3 separate regions of the Mus musculus genome follow, and regions 2 and 3 are each linked to region 1. A link is a loop called in an ENCODE intact Hi-C map of the cell type or tissue named here. Cell type or tissue: left cerebral cortex. All regions are shown on one strand. Links, peaks and the distances in the headings refer to the core of each region. The heading gives the core; the rest is flanking DNA.

Region 1 (5,645 bases), core at 318-5,317:
GTAAGTCACCCAGAGGCTGCTTGTGTTGCCTCCCTGTTAAAGCAGAAGACACTGCCGGCTTCGGCATGCCTGAGCTATGCATACTAAACATATATTAGAGCGAGCATGCTCAGTTTAAAGTCATGATCAAGAGTTCAGAAGGAGAGATGGTGAACCCACGTCTGGGTACGTTCACTTCCAAGACATGTAGCACACAGCGTGTAGTCACAATGCAAAGATGGCAGAGCTGGATGACTCTAGGCATGCTCAGTTCACAGCAGGATAAGCCACGTTGAGTTAAGTTCACTCAAAGAAGTGAGGCCCAGTAACCTGATGACCTCAGCTGCTTGCTTTCAAATTTCCCCAAAGAGTTTCATCCGAAACACAAAGAAAGAATAATGTCTGGTGTGTGTGTGTGTGTGTGTGTGTGTGTGTGTGTGTGTGTGTGTTCAAATTCATGCATGCTTGCATGCCTGTACCCCTGTGAAAAATGTCAGGTTGTTCCTATGAACCTCACATCTTTCTTGTTTTGGAGAGAGGGTCTCTCACTGCCTGGGGACTTTGCAAGTAGGCTAGTGTGGCTGGCAAGCAAGCTCCATGAATCTGCCTGTCTCCTCTTTGCTTTCTTGCGGCTGCACCTGGCATTTTGTGTGGATTATCATGCTCGGGTTGCAAGGCCATCTCCCAGCCTTAGAAACAACCTTTGCAGGGGTCTGCAGCTTCCTCCTCCATGCCTTTCAGACTTCACTCCTAAGGATGAACTCACACAGAGGTTAACACTCATTCTCGGGCCACAGAGCAAGCCTGCTGTCTGTGCTTGTTGTTACTATTTTGGGTTTGCTTATGATGGCACCGTGGCTGTTCCTCCGTATCAGAATACATGGGCCTGTCTGGCTCCCCCATGGGTCACAGTCATCATGCAGTGGATGGACTCAGCCACACTTGCATTGCATCTGCCTGTGTCCCTTCTGTTCCCTCTGAGCATCTACTAAAGGCAGTCTCACTTTCTTCCTAGTCGCTGATGCCCGGTCCTCCCTTTCTGCCATTGATGGTCTGAGCGATCTGCCTGTGTCAGCATCCCTGGTGCCAGGATTACAGAAAAATTATTGGGGGTTCTGGGAAATTGGACTCAAGTTATTGTATTGGTGAAGCCTGCACGTTCCAGTCTGAGCTCACCCTGCTGCTGGCCTTCCCAGCTTCTCGACTCTCTAGTTGGTAGGAGTTCTTTCAGCCTGAGTTTATCGAAGTCTCTCATATTCTCTTATTTCTTTAAAATATAAATGTGGGAACCATATGGAGACTCAGCGGGTTCTGCAGACTGATTTAACCTGCAGCTTTCTCCACAGATTGAAACACCATCGTCAGCTCTGATTCAACAAGGCAAAACCAAACCATGACAGTGGCCTCCTGAATCCCATCCCCTGTTGCCATGTGTGCAACATCAGCCTCCTGTTCTCTGATAAAACAAGTGGTGGCCAGGGTTAAGTGCTAAGGAAAGGGTGTTCCTGGACCAAAACAAAGGGATTCTCTACCTCATATCAGCAACTGCATACAATTTGGGTCTGTTTCTGGGAGCCTAGACCCTCTGTCTATTAAGGAGAGAACATTGAAACACAGACAGAATTCCAGATCTCAATATTCACCAGACAAATAGCACCCACGTTCTGGCAGATCCAGACAGAGGCAGCAGGTCCCCACCTGCTATGAGAAATGGGGGACAGCTGGAAGCTATGTACACTTGAACCAGCAGAATCGTTCTGCTGTAGGTGGGAGCCACCGTAAGCAATAATTGGTTTGACTTGCTTCTGGTCATGTCTCAGCATGCAGACGTTGCTGTAAACGCTTAGTTAAAGACTCAAAACTCCTGGTATTTGCCACCCAGGCTCTGGGACTAGAAAACTGGCTTGGCCATTTGTTTTCCTCATTCTTTTTTTTCATTTCCTCTTCCCTTCTTCCTCAGTTCTTCCTCTTCTTCCTCAGTACTTCCTCTTCTTCCCCCCTCATCCCTTTCCCTCCTTTCATTCATTCTTTCTGAGCTTCCCTCCTTTCTTGTACTACCTCCTTATGTCTTCCTTCCTTCCTTCCTCCCTCCTTCCCTCCCTCCCTCCCTTCGTTCGTTCCTTCCTTCCTTCCTTGTCCTCTCTCTTTCCTCCCCTCCTCCATCTCTCCAGAACTTAGCTCATTCCTCCCATGCAGACCCAGAGCAGGGGCCCTGTGTTTGATCAACACTTGAAGTGGCTGCAAATACTCTCACTTCTCATTTAAATTTGTATCGATCTCCCAAATGGGAAACAGGCAGCCAAAATAAATTACATAAATAGAGTTAATCGGGATGGAGCCTGGGGGCGTGAGAGGAATCTGGTGCTGTGAGTAGATTCTGCTGATGTGGAAAAGAGGCGGAGGATGAAATATGTATGATTTGGAGAGAGGAAAACAAACAGCAGCCAGTGTCTAAGAAGTCAGGATTACCCAGGAGTGAACGAGGGTCTCTTTGGGTAGATGCAGTGGATGTGTGGCTTAGAGGTTGATGCATGCTTTCTCTGAGAAAGCAGAATCCCATGAGTGAGGGGAAGTCTGTTCACAATAGCTTTATGGCTGCTTTTCAACTCCAGACACTTCAAAATAAACGATGCGTGGGTCTGGTTAAATCATATAAATAAATAAATAAATAAATAAATAAAAATAAAAAGAAGTAACAACAACAAAAGCAAGACCAGTAGGCGGTCTGGATGGTATTAGACTTTTGGGTCTGTGCCTTGTGGCAGACATATGTTGCTTTTGTTTAACTTCCCCCACTTTGACGCAGGAAACCACCACAAGGTGGTGGGCATATGATGTGTCTTAGCCAATCAGCTTTCATTCCTGTCCTCAGGAGGATTAAGTTAGGGATGGATTAAATCCATCCAAGGTCAATGTTTTCTGTTACCGGTGCAGATTGTGTTTGCTTAAGTGATTTAGCTGCCAACATTTAAGCCATTGGGGCTTTTTATATAAAATCATGACTTTCTGGTTTAGCTTTACATTTTTAGTTGATGCGGTAACTCTGGGCTGCTCCTCCCACGTGGTACCAGTTAGCTGGCATTGAACAGTAACCGCCCCTTCAGACAGATGTGAGCTTTGGCTCTTCTAATATTTTACCCAGCTGGAATCTTGGCTCACCTCTTCTTGCATGCATTTCTGACAAGCCCTGGGTTGAGAGGGGACAGGTTTGAAGGTTCTATTGCTCTTTCCTTGTTTTGAGAAGGGTCCCACTAGCCCCAGGGTTGGCTTCTAAGCTCTTATATAGGTGGACGATCTTAAACTTGTGATTTTCCTGTCCCAACTCTCCGAGTGCTGGGAACACCAGCTTATATCATCTCACTCATTTTCTGTGTTGTTGGGAATGACCCAGAGACTCGTGAACATAAAAATCAGGCATCTTACCAGCTGAACCCCAAGCCCTGCCCTGACCCATTCTAGGGTTAGGCAGTTATCTGATTTTATTTACCAGTGATGGAGACCTCAGCTTTCACCGTCCACCCCCAAGTCTCTCTGTGCATCTGAGGCAGCTGGCTTCTGAGAAGGGAAGAATGTTGTCTGAAGCCACACAGCAAGTGTTGGTGTCAATGGGAAGAGGATTAATTGTCTCTTTGTATTTGTCTCCCAGAGCTGGCAGGGCGAGCAAGCCAGCAGGGATGCCCTAGAAGGAAATGTTCTAAGATGGAACCGATTAAAGGTACTGATGTTGGAAGTGGCCATCCCATCCATCCAGAAATAGGTATTTTTAGGCAGCAGGGCTGAGTGTCCTCTCTAAAATTGTCTTTCATGGGTTGGTGCCAGCTCTTCTCATAGCCGAGTTGAAGGCTAGCTAAAACAAACTCATTCTTTTTCTCACCACTAAAAAGATACAGCAACCTCCCCAGTTTTTTTCTAAAGTGGATGACTTACATTTTCATCCATTTGTATTCATATTCTGCCTCCACTGAGCATCACTGAGTTCTAAACAATGCTAACTTCCAGAGGTACAGTGATTTGGATTCCTTCAGCAGTCAGTTGAGCCACAAGCCCTGATATTAACTCAAAGGGCAGGTTAGATCACTGTCGAGGTATGCTGTTAATGTCTACCTGAACCGAAATCAAGGGTCATCAGACAGAATTACACAGAGAGCTTGGGGCCCACGTCTACTCATCTGTACATCTTTAAAACTCCAGTAAAAAGAAGTGTATCATAATTTTAAGTAGTGGAAGATTTAGAACCAAACTGTTTTGAAAATCTATGGATACGTAAACAGAGGCCACATTCTCTTCTGGTAAATAGAGAAATTGTATGCTCCTGGATGGTAGCCACTCTTTTTTTAAAGATGAGTACACATATTCAAATTTTCCACACTCCCCACCAGTCCCTATCACATCACTCTGTCTCCTATCAGAAATCTACAGGACACTAGGGATTTGAATGGGTGTCCCCAGCTCTATGACAGAATATCTGGAAGAGGCAACAACAGGAGGTGTTCTGGTTCGTAGTTCAGAAGGTACAGTCCATCGTGGCAGAGAAGGCAGGGCAACTAGAATAGCTAGGTTCATGGCAGCAGGAGCGTTGAGACATGACTTATTCATATCTTAGCAGAGGTAAACTTGAAGCAATGCTGGGCTATGACCAACCAGCATGGGCCACACAACATCCCCAAACAGTACCCCTATCTGGAAACAGTGTTCGAATATATAAACCTGTAGGGGGACATTTCACATTCAAGTTGTGACAGCCTTTACCTAACATTTTAAAGAGTGTAGTGTAGTCTTGGAGGTGAGTGGCAGGGATGTGTGGGCAACAGCCTAGCAATGAAAATCCTGACAGATTCAGGAAACTGCCTGTATTCTCATGTGTTGGACAGCTGACTACAGCATCTCCAAGAGGAGAGAGACATAAACTTCAGGGCTCATAAGGACCGGACCACACACAGTGTCCCATGCAGGATGAGGACCTGGCAGCATAAAATCGAGCCATGGAGCTAAGTGAAGGACTTACAGCTGGATCCTGAGGGAAATGAGATCTCAGGATCTTAGTCACGGGACTAGTGTGTTAAGTGTGTTCTCAGCAGATCTCTGAGGAAGGAATAAAGTCCTCAGAGAAGTAAAAGATGCTGGAACACTGGGTAGGTATCCATGGTGCTCAATAATGATTGGCAACTGGACAAACTCTAGAATCACCTAGGAGACAAGCCTCTGGACACACATGTGAGGAATTATTGATTAGGTAAATTGAGATTGACAGACTCATACTAAATGTGGACAGCACCATTCCTAGGCTGGGGCAGTGGGCTGCATCAAGAAAAGAAACGGAACTGACCATCAGGCTTCTCTGCTTTCTGAAATATAACATGACCAGCTGCCACACTCTGCCTCTGTTACCATGCCTCCCCTTCATTATGAGTTATTCCTTCAGACTGTAAGCTAAACAAACAAACAAGCAAGAACCAAAACCAACCAACCAACAAAACCTCCCTTCCTTAAATTACTTCTATCACAGTGATGGGAAAAATATCTAAGAAAATATCTTTTGTCCAGAATAAGGATTGAGGTGAGGGATCCAGCCATCTTCAGTCCCTGCCCAGAATAGGTGCTTGGCCAATGTTTGTTAATGTTTTAGGGATGAGTAGTGATGGCTCGGGAGTGATGTATATCTCCTA
Region 2 (5,645 bases), core at 461-5,460, 150 kb before region 1:
AACTGTGTGCATGTGTGTTCGTGCATGCACGTGTGTGTGTGTGTGTGTGTGTGTGTGTGTGTGTGTGTGTGTGTTCTGTATAGTCAGGGTGCACAAATGTGTACATGATTGTGGAACTCTGAGGATATTAAGAATTCTCCTTGATTTCTCTTCCACCTTATTCATTGAAGCAGAGTCTCTTGACCAAAACCAGAGCTCATGGAGATTGCTTGACTTGAAAGCCATCTGCCTTCCTAGACTGGAATAACAGACAAGCTGCCATGCACATCTGGCATTTAGATGGGTTCCAGGGACCTTAAGTCTGGTCATTTTGCTTGTACAGCCAGGGCTTCAACCACTGAGCCATCTCACTAGCCCACATTGTGGGCATTTTAAGGCCAGAACCAGAAACTGTATGCAGAGCTGTTGATCCTCCAGATGGTCTCTATCACCTGATATAATTAGACAGTGTCCCCTCCTCACACAGAACTGGGGCCTTGTGAATAATAAACAAGAAACATTGGGACAACAGGGGATACTGGAGGCTGCAGTTAGGGGGGGGGCAATTGGCAATTGGTACACTCTTGACCTCTCTGCTCGCCTCTCGCCTCACACAGCTGTGTGGAGGGGTTTTCATCTAGAGACACTGACAGCTCTGTGAGAAAAGACATCCGAGATGTTGAAAGTGCCAGGTCCCAAATGAAGAGACCAGCTTCCCTCCTCATCACCTCAGATAAAGTCCCACCCATCATCAGTCGTGTCCCTGAGGACAGGGAACTCACTCACGTTTTCTTAGAGCTCTGCTTTTCAACTTGAGTGCCAGCCTTGTGGTCCTCTCCAAGGTGAAGGAGACAGACACATCCACCACAGTGTTTAAATCTGTGAGCTATAAAAACAGCCACTGAGGTTGATAGACATTCCCTCAGGAGCTGGAGTCATGACTGTGATGACTGAAACCACTGGTTTCCATCAAGAGACATCTGGGATGTTTCTTCTTTAGACAGGATATCAGATATCCCAGGTTGGCCTTGAACTCCACAAGTAGCTGGGGATAACCTTTTGATTCTCCTGCCTCTGTCTTTAGAAGAGCACTTAGATTACAACCATGTGTCACCATACAGAGTTTATGTGCTGCTGAACTCAAACCCTGAGCTTCAAGCATGCTAAGCAAACACTCTACCAACCAAGCTACGCTCCCAAGCCCTCAGCCCACATTTTTTAACACAAGGTCTTTGTCTCTGTGTCTGTCTCTGTCTCTGTCTCTCTGTCTCTGTCTATGTCTCTTCTCTCGCTCCCTCCCTCTCCTTATCCCTCTCCCTCTCCCCCACACCCCTCTGCCATTCAGGTTGCCTTCAGCTTCAGCAACCCTCCTGTCTTCCTGAATGTTAAGATTGCAGGCATGAGTCACCATGGCAGGCCATCAGGGTTGGATTTCTAAGAACACAGTGTGAACATGTTCCTCCAGTGGACACACAGCTTATTCTAAAGCAGTCTTCTTAGGAGGAATACATGTCACTCAGAGGGCTAGATGACTGTTGTAGTCCCTTACAACACAGAGGTTTGCGTTTGAATACACTGCTGTTTGTCCTAATACCTCAAGTGGTTCCGGCTTCTCTAGAGGATTCCAGGCTTGCAAAGTAAAACCAGTGGGGGAAAAAAAGTTCTCCCCAACATAACATTTCTGTTACGAACCTCCTGCAAGGTCACGTGAAATGAGTTGGCTGCTAGTAGACTCTTCAAGTCCCTGGCTAAGGGAATAAGCCCCAAGAGATATTATTGGCCAAACCCTGAAAGATTCTAGGATTGTTCTGTATATTGACCAAGATTGTTAGTGCTGAGATTCAATATGGCTGCCCTTGAGGACTGCCATAGGACAGCAAGAATGGAAAAACCCACACAGCCTTAAAATGCATTATTGATGTCTGACTTTATGAGGAACTAGGAAATTTTGAGGAATTCTTTTTAGTGATAAAAAAGGAAAAACCCTTCGCTTTAAACAAACAAACAAACAAACAAACAAACAAGGATTCTAGTTTCCTTTCCAGTTGCTTTGAAAAATCACTCTAACAATAACAACAAAAGCAACTTAGAAAAAGGAGTTTGTTTTCATTTTAGCTCACAGTTCCAAGTTCCAGTTCATCACTGTCAGGAAGCCAGGATGGGATCCGGAAGCAGCCAGTAATAAATACCCTCATTCATCCACTTACCAGTTTTACATCCGTTTTGATTGAGGCGGGGCCTTGACGCAGTGCCAAGGCTGGCTTTGAACTAAGGATCCTCCTGCCTCAGCCCCTGGAATTCTAGGGTTTTAGGTTTGCATGATTACACCCCAGACCCCTAGTTGCCTTTTGGTTTTTTGTTGTCATTTGTGGGACAAATGTTCACTGTGGAGACCTGGCTGGCTTGGAACTTGATACGTAGACCAGGCTGGCCTCAGTACAAAAGGTGGGCCCATACTCAAAAGAATAAAATGCATGTATGCTTACTGCTCAGCTACTGTTCTTCACTTTATGAAATTCTGACCAGCATATGAAACAATTCCATCCACTTTTAAGGTGGGCCTTTCCACCACAACTAACCCAGTTGATAAAAATCTCTCACAGAAATATCCTCAGGCTAACTGAATCTAGACAATCCCTCACTGAGAACCTTGTCACAGATGATTCTAGATTGTGTCAAGTTAACAATTAAAACTAACCTTCAGAGAAAGTAGATACAATCAGCACAGTGGTAGGAAGCCAAGCTCACAGAAGTCCGTGAGCTTTAACACTTCAAATGACAGCAGGACTCCTGTGAACTTGGTGGTTGGTTGCCACCCGCTTGTTCTCTGGACCCTACTATTGGCAGTGATGCAGAGCAGACAAGAGGATCATCTAGTTTATCTAATAAATCAAAGCCTGAGTTGAAATTTGGGAAGCTGAGGGTGGGAAGCTTGGGTTGTGTCCTTTGGGTGGGAAGCATCCTTGCCAAAGCCAGTTTTGATTGCTGCTTCTTTTCATGGGAGGTGGTTCCCTCTGGGAACTCCCTCTGACTGCCTAAATTCCTCACTATGGCAAAGAAAATATATCTGGGTTTTGGAGTTGGGCTCATTCGAAAGCTCTGTGCATATCCCCCACACTAGCACTTCAAATGCCTACCCAAAGGAAAACCATGCTTGTGAGACTCTTTGCACCCTGGGGATCTGTGGGTATAAAGAGGATGAATCAGGAAAGGGGCTGTAGATTCAAGTCTTTTTTTTTTTTTTAATGAAGGATATACTCTGTCCCCACCGTGAATAGTAGGACATGATGAATAATTCAGTGGCGTTCTCTCTTTCTTGCATCAGGCAGCTCACAGTAAAGGACAATTTCACTATTCCTCCACATCAATAATGTTACCTCCGTCCTTTGGACGCCAGAGCTATAGCACAGTTCTTACGTTAGAAAAGACTGTAAAAGCTATTTAATCCCACCCATTATCAGAGACACAGAGAGAAATTGAGGCAAGGTGGTTAGGTAGTTTGCTTTATCTACAAAGGAGGTTGAAGGCAGAACACAGCTAGGACCCTGGAGTCTCAACCCCTAGCTGTCTCTGCTTGTTTGTCATAGACTTCTCAAGTTTCTCTGTATATAACAGATGTGATTCAAAAGGATCATCAGGTCCACACCACTGTATAATATGGGAGGGTGCATGTCCATGTGCATATGTTTGTGTGATTGATTGTATGTGTGTGGAGGTACACTGCTTACATCTGTGTGATTGTGTGATTGTGTGTGTGTGTTGGTACATGTGCATATGCCTGTGCATACATGCAGATGGTAAAGATTGACCTTGGTTATTGTTCCTCAAGAGTTACCTACTTTAAGTTTTGAGCCCCCCACCCTCACCTGGGGCTCACCGACTCAACTATGCTTACTGGCCAGCAGGCCTCAGAATCTGTCTGTCTTCTCATGTGCATGCCCATGGGCGCTGAGGATCAAGCTCTGGTCGTTGCACAACACAGCAGACACATTACAACCGAGCCATCTTCCCAACCCCCTGGTCCACATGATTATAGCGTCTGCCAATGGTAGACAGAAGGCTAAGCCTGTGTTGTTTCTTTCTGGGAACCCTGAAGCCTCAGAGACTCAGCTCTTTACACTTTTCCCTGTGCTGTGACCCTTTCCAGAACTTGATAGCTCCAGAGGAAGAAGCAGTGCGGTCACCCAGCACTTGCAAAATTCTAAGAAAACCCTGACATGTGGATGGCAAGTCCCACGGTGTTCTCTATCTTCTATGTCAGAATCCACAGGATGCCAAAAGACAAATGCATTTTTCTCTTCCAAATTATTCCTCCTACAAATGCTAAGCATCTCCATCTGGGAGGCATTTAACATGTCGAACAGCTATTGCTGGTCTGTAGGAGGACTCGCCAAGTATCAACTGTTTCCCTGAAATAGCTCCCCTTATTGCTGCAGGAGCCGCCAAGACTCAGCCCAGGCAGGAAGAGGAAAAGAGTATGCAGTGAGGTCTAAAAGTTAGAGGGGAGCGAGTGCAATGGGGCGTTGGTTGGCTTCACACCCCAGCTCTTCTCCCAAAGATGTGTCTCGAGGAAGGCACGTACAGAGGCAATGTGCATGCAGATGGCTGTCACCTGTTTCATCTCACAGATGAAGTTCATCCAGATAGGAACAAGAAAACACACATTTTCTGCTGGACTAATTTAGAACACAAGTCCCATAAAAGATGGCAGTGGTGGAATATGTGAGCTTGGGTAGTACCCAAGACATTGTCTTTACCAGTGTTCTGCTTTCTGACCTGTGCAGTCCAGCCAGTGAAGATGAACAGAGACCCAGGACAGAGACCCATGTTCTCCATCATCACAGATGGTCCCTGGGGATGCTGACTTTTATTTCCATTGCCATGATAAAAATGCCCCAACAAAAGGCAAATTAGGGGAGAAAGGCTTATGCTAACTCATGATTCCAGGTTACAGCCCATTCTAGAAGTCAAGGTGGCAGGAACTTAGAACTGCTAGTCACACCACATCCACAGTCAGAAGTAAAGAGGAACAAACACATTCATGCTGTGAGGTCATAGCTCACTTTCTGAACTCTTACACAGTCTGTGACCCAAACACAGGTGGGCTGGATCTCTCAACATCAGTTAACACAATCAAGGTAATCCCCCACAGACATGGCCACAGGGAGAACTAATTCAGAGCACTCCTCATTGAGATGCTCTTCCCAGTTGATTCTGGATTGTATCAAGTTGACAAAGAAAATTAGCCATCAAATGGAGGTGTGTGACCTCAACTAACCCGAAGTCTAAGTAGGGTGGATTGCTGTAGCAGCTGATGCCATGGGATTTGCAGGAGTTGGAAGAGGTAGAAGTTACTCCTAGGTGTATCGTCAAGTAAGTCACTCATCCTGCTAAGTTAGGATTTGAACACAGGAATATTAGTTGAGAAAACTGTCTCCAGTACAGAGATGAGCTTGACAAAGTTATAAACCTGGCTAGAAGAGAGGCTCATCCTGTCATCATCTCTTCTCTTCAGTCATTGTAAGCGACACACAAGAAAAGAGTGGGTTTGGATGCTCAGAGTCAGGCACTGGACATGCTAAGATGTGTCAGATAGGATGTTGGAGTGCTTTTATGAGGTGGCTGATCAGAAGGGTTAGGTGTAGAATCTGGGATGATAGGACTAA
Region 3 (5,645 bases), core at 461-5,460, 85 kb before region 1:
AGAAGGCAAAGAACTCCAAGAGAAGGCAGAAGAATCAGAGACCCACTCGTTTAGATACTCAGGAGTGCTATAAAAATACTAAGCTGAAAGCCATAATATATATGCAGAAGACCTGATGTAGCCCTGAGATGTGCTCTGTTCTTAAAACCCCTGATTCCACTTAGTGATAGATATATGTCTATTGGTGTAACACAATCTAATGACACATAAGAAAATTGACTTTTCCTTTTCCAGAAGCTACTAGTTGCCAACAGCTCCTTAACTAGAGGGGCAACTTCATGAGCATCCTCCACCCATGCCAGGATCTTGGCTGGCTTGATGTTATACAGGTTTGGTGTATGACCTTGCCGGTCTTATGAACTCTGTTTAACTCCAGACACCCTTTGTGTCTGGTTCTTGAAATCTTGCTGCTTCTCTTCTGAGATGGTGCCTGAGCCTTGGGAAGAAAGGGTATGATATAAATATCCCTTTGAAATCTGAGTACTTGTCACCCTCTTATTCTCTGCACAGTGACTAATTATGAGTCTCTATATTAATCATCATTTACTGCAAAAATAAGCTCCTTAATGAGGGTTGAGATATGCACTTATTTGGGGGGTATAAAGATAAGAACTTAGGAGCAGTTTACTACCATATACACTTAGCAGAATAATAGTATTAGCTAATTTTCAAGGAACTATGGCTGGCCTAGTTAGTCAAAGGTTTATTTATCCAGTTAAGAGAGCCAAGCATATGCTCCATATTGTGGAGTTGTCTTAATTCTTGCCAATGCTTTTGATGCCCCTCCAGAACTTGATGGACTAGGCTATATTGTTTAAGATACCACATATGCTAGAGTCATAGAACATGGGAAGTCAAGCTGCTCTTTCCCTAGAAGCTCCATCTCCGGCTAGCTTTCACACTACTGGAATGTCCTATGCAGACTAGGGAGCAATCGATTTGCTCAGTGAACTTGTGAGCTATAATAACTACTGTCTGGCAAGATATGTCCACTGGTATAATAGTACAAATGCTGTGGGAGAAACCAACCACTTCCTCTTAATTTATGTTTAATTTTTTTTAATTTAAAAGTTTTTGTTTGTGGTGGTTTGTGTATGTATTTGTGGTGTGTGTATGTGTGTGTGACACACAGAGAGAATTTATAGTATATGCACCTCTGTGTGTAACTAGGTATTTGTAGTGTGTGTGTGCTTGCACAGGTATGTGTATCTATTTGAAGTGTATGCACCTTCCTCTGTGTGTGTGTGTGTGTGTGTGTGTGTGTGTGCTTGAGCCCGTGCACACATACATGCATTTATGGTGACATATTTGTGTGCACATCCGGAAACCAGATGATGAAGTCCGGTAACCTACTTTATCACTTTCTGCTGTATTCTCTTAAGATGGGGTCTCACAATGTTCCTGAAGCTAGGCTAATAGTCAGCAAGCCCCAGAGATTCTCCTGTCTCTGCCTCCTGTATGTCTAGGGTTATAGCCCTCCAGACAACCAGCCCAACATTTTCTGGAGGCCCAGTGATCCAAACTCAGCTCCTCGAGTGCTTTTTTACCACACGGAGCCATGACACACTCTTCTTAACATTGCTTCTGTTTTGATGATGAAGAAACAGAAACTCCGGGAAGCTTGGTGCATCATGTGCTTGGTCAGAGGCAGCATTAGCAGTTGAACCTAAAAACCATGCTATGCTCACAGGCCTTATTTCTGTCACTTACAGTTCTTATTCTACCTCCCTTTAAGTTGATAGAACTCTTTCACACCTGGCAATGCATGTTATTGCCAATTCATTTACAGGTTCTTAAACATCATTTGTTAGCTCTGTTGCATCACACAAAATATCTATCATCTATCTATCTATCTATCTATCTATCTATCTATCTATCTATCTATATCTAAACTCTTTATTATCTCAGTATTATATTCATTCTTGCTCTATCTATCTATCTATCTATCTATCTATCTATGGAATGATATACATGTTATACTTTCTCTTCACATATTGTATAAAAACGGTACCAAAACCATGGGATATCCATCAGTAAACATGCCCTTTAGGATGTTTGGGGAGAGACTGGAGGTACAAGTTCCACAGACCTGGGCCACACTCCATAGACAGATACTTTCAGATACCTGAGGTAACTGACTCTATTCCTAAGACTAAAGTTCTTCAAGTTCCCAAAAAGAGTGAGATGAAGAAAGGACAGATTCAAATATTTGGCTGGTGGCCTCGATTCTGTAAATCAAATCAGCAGAATCTAGCCAGACAGAATGCTTGCTGGTGTCCTTTACCAAGCCAAAGGAAGGCTCCAGTCACTGATTTGAAGGATTTTGCTAAAGTAGCTGGGAGGCAGAGAGGGAGGGAGGGAGGAGAGGGAGAGAGGGAGGGAGGGAGGAAAGGGAGAGAGGGAGAGGGAGAGGGAGAGGGAGAGGGAGAGGGAGAGAGAGAGAGAGAGAGAGAGAGAGAGAGAGAGAGAGAGAGAGAGAGAGATTTTTTTAAAGTCATTAAAACCTCAAGCCATGGACCCAAAAATATATGCTAAATGAATGAAGTCAGTTGAAAAAAAAATCCCATTTTATGATGAAATCCATGTAGACAGACCATAATTTGTTGGTTCCATAGGGAAGGGAAATGGCAGGTGATAGGATACAGGGCTTAATTTTGATGTCAGGAAACGTTCTAAAATTGTCTGTGGTTAGAGTTGCACATGTCTGAAAGAAAGTACAAACAACACTGAACTATAAATTTTATATGTGAAAACTGTGCAGCGTGTGAATGACATTGTCAAAGAGCTGCTACAAAAATAAGTCCCAACAGCCCACTCAGGCAATCCGGTGCCAAGAGTAGCGCCGGACTCCTATTCTCAACATCGATACACACTCACTGTTTCCTCAAGGTTTTGTGTGTTCTTCCCTTCCTTTCTCTTGCCATCCCTAGGCAAACTGATGGCATCCATATGGTCCCCAGTACACAATGATAAAAGATCTTGGAAGCCAAAGAACCTCTCTATTTCTTTTTAAAAGCATGCTGACTTTCCAATCACGCTAATTTGTTTTTGTATATTCAGGATATACATTTGAAGGGAATTTATACACCACCCAACAGCCATCTGTTCCCATGCTGCTTTTTAGCCTACTCTGGGAGTGGCTGGAAGTTGGGAGAGGAAGTTATTTCAGCTTTCTCTTGAACTTCCTACTCAGAACCCTCAAGAGAGAGAGAATACCACAGGGAAGGAGGGGGTGGGGCGAGAGGGGTGCTCATTCTCTAATAGAATTCAGATGTTATAATCTACGAGATCCTAAGTCAATGACTTAACCATCCTCAGCCTGTTTTCATATCTTAGATAGAGGATAATCATAGTTTCAGTACCTACTAGGCTCATTGAGAAAATGAAATAAGAGGATATCAATAAATCACTTGTCTTGACACACAGTATACACTCTGTGGATCAGAGCTATTCATTGTAATGGCTGTGATTCCATTACAATTGATTTGTGTGGATAGACTTTGGAAGATCAATCTTTTGTCTCTTCTAGCACCTCTACTCTAGAGAATACTCTAGAAATACTTGTCTTCCTGTAGACCTCCTATTACCTAAGGTGATTACTATTCTAGCTGGACCAGGATGTAGACTATAGCAGTTCCTTAGATATGAATTCAATTCTGGTGTCCAGAGGGTGATATCCTGGTGTCCTGATATTTGAAACTTCCCTTGAAGCATCTGTCTCTGTTAGGTTTTCCAGTCCCTATGACCTCTTGACATCCCCTTTCATCTCTGAATCTTGACAGTGATTTCTAGAAGAACAAGCCATGGATCTCTAAGGAGAAGAAATCTAGGAGAAAAAATGTGCCTGCGAGAGTGGATTCTGCACACGTGTCTCCATGAACTAACTGCTTACCAGCAGAAGTGAGAAGTCAGGCTTTTCCTGGTATCTGATTTTCTGGTGCCACAGGAAAGACCAAATGCATAATTCTACAGGGACCTAAGAAATCTTTGTCCCTTTCATAAGGGTGGACCTGCTCATGTCCCCATTTCTGCCTGAAGTTGCAGCTGCAGGGACCTACATGGTGTTTGCCCCTTTAATAAGATTGAACCTGCTCCGGTCACCTTCCCTTCCTATACTGATGACTTATGCTCCATGTCTCCACTAGAGTTTTTGGTCTCCAAGTTCAGACTTTGTGTGCCACAGAAACCAACTTCTGCTACTAGGAGAGATGTCCACAGGTTTTAAGGGTGTGCCTAGAAAAGTCGTAACCTACAAGACCAGGTGTGGTGGTTTGAATATGCTTGGCCCCGGGGAGTGGCACTCTTTGGACTTGTGGCCTTGTTAGAGGATGTATGTCATTGTGGGTGTGGGCTTTGAGAGCTTTCTCCCAGCTTCCTGAGGATGACAGTGTTTTTCCTGTTTGCCTTCCGAACAAGATGTAGAACTCTCAGTTCCTTCTCCAGCACCATGGCTGCATGGGTGCTGCCATGTTCCCACCTTGATGATACAGGACTGAACGTCTGAACTTGAAAGCCAGCCCCAATTAAATGTTGTCCTATAAAAGTTACCTTGGTCATGGTGTCTGTGCACAGCAATAAAACCCTGACTAAGACACCAGGCTTAGGGATTAGAGTCGTTTATTATGAATCCCATAGAAAGAAAAACCCAACTAGTGTTTTGTTTTGCTTTGTTTTGATTAAAAACAAAAAACAAAAAAACCCCTGCTCAGAACCCCATGTTGGAGTTTATAGGGAAACAGATTGCCTGCTGCAGCCATGGCTATGGGGTACACAGCACATTTTCAGGGTCCTCGCCCCTCTCCAATCTAGAAGCACATCAGGCTTCTAGAATCTCAAATAGAAGCACAAATGAGGTTTATGAGCCATTAATCTTAGGTCATGTTTCCAAAGTCTCAAAAACATTCAAGAACAATTAACTGCTTTACTGAAAACAGATTGTGAACCTTGCAATTAGGTAGATCCTGGGGGCGGGAGGAGACCTTAAATGGTCAAGTGTTCCCACCCTAGAACTTTCAGAGGGTACAGCAAGCATAGTTCTCACAGTCTTCTGCCCCTGCAGTGCCCTAGTTGCTCATGAGAAGAAATGGGGATGTTTCTAGACTTCTTCACACTATTGTAAGGTGTGAGTTTGGTATGGTTTGAAGCAAAAACAAATGTGGTTTGAGAGGAAGCCCCCTCCCCCCTTAGTTTCATTGGCTTCTGTTGAGAATCTCTTTTAGGACTATGAGTCCTTCCTCTATTATTAAGAGATTAGGAAAGAGCTACCGCTATTGTTTGGATGTGGTAAATGTCTCCCCCTAGCATTGAAGGCAGTAGTTCTCAACCTGTGGATCTTGACCCCTTTGGAGGTCAGGTTACATACAAGATATCCTGCATATCAGATATTTACATTATGATTCATAATGGTAGGAAAATTACAGTTTTGAATTAGCAATGAATTAATTTTATGGTTGGGGCATCTCCACAACATGAGGAACTGTATTAAAGGATTGTAGCATTAGGAAGGTTGAGAACCCCTGGTTAAAGGTATTACATCCAGAAACATATGTGAAGAAAGTTCAGCTATGTGTTTGGTGCTTGGCTGATGGTATGAGGTCATGAGAGCTTTAAGAGCGCTGTTCAGGGCTGGGGATTAGCTCCATCTG

The links. Peaks named below come from ENCODE experiments on the same cell type or tissue, not always from the same donor. Only the 100,000 strongest peaks of a DNase experiment are listed, where the experiment ranks them.
Region 2: it touches region 1 in a loop (10-fold over the local background); 4 of 42 quality-filtered maps call a loop at or near these places.
Region 3: a loop joins it to region 1, with 2.0 times the contacts of the local background. A loop is called at or near these places in 2 of 42 quality-filtered maps.

What each region holds. Positions count from the first base shown.
Region 1 is chr7:117,257,037-117,262,681 of GRCm38, forward strand. The region is part of intron 2 of Gm39075 (a long non-coding RNA gene); the gene reads left to right. Among named protein-coding and RNA genes, the nearest start is that of Gm39075, 31 kb to the left of the region's middle. In left cerebral cortex, for the core only: a CTCF peak has its summit at 2,840 (motif pointing right); DNase peaks (open chromatin) are centred at 1,287, 1,661, 2,315, 2,812 and 3 more places; H3K27ac peaks cover 2,174 bases.
Region 2 is chr7:117,102,657-117,108,301 of GRCm38, forward strand. No RefSeq gene overlaps it. Among named protein-coding and RNA genes, the nearest start is that of Gm39075, 120 kb to the right of the region's middle. In left cerebral cortex, for the core only: no CTCF peak of the experiment used is centred there; DNase peaks (open chromatin) are centred at 2,255, 3,077, 3,513, 4,366 and 1 more place; H3K27ac peaks cover 2,752 bases.
Region 3 is chr7:117,172,116-117,177,760 of GRCm38, forward strand. No RefSeq gene overlaps it. Among named protein-coding and RNA genes, the nearest start is that of Gm39075, 54 kb to the right of the region's middle. In left cerebral cortex, for the core only: no CTCF peak of the experiment used is centred there; DNase peaks (open chromatin) are centred at 2,867 and 3,058; H3K27ac peaks cover 279 bases.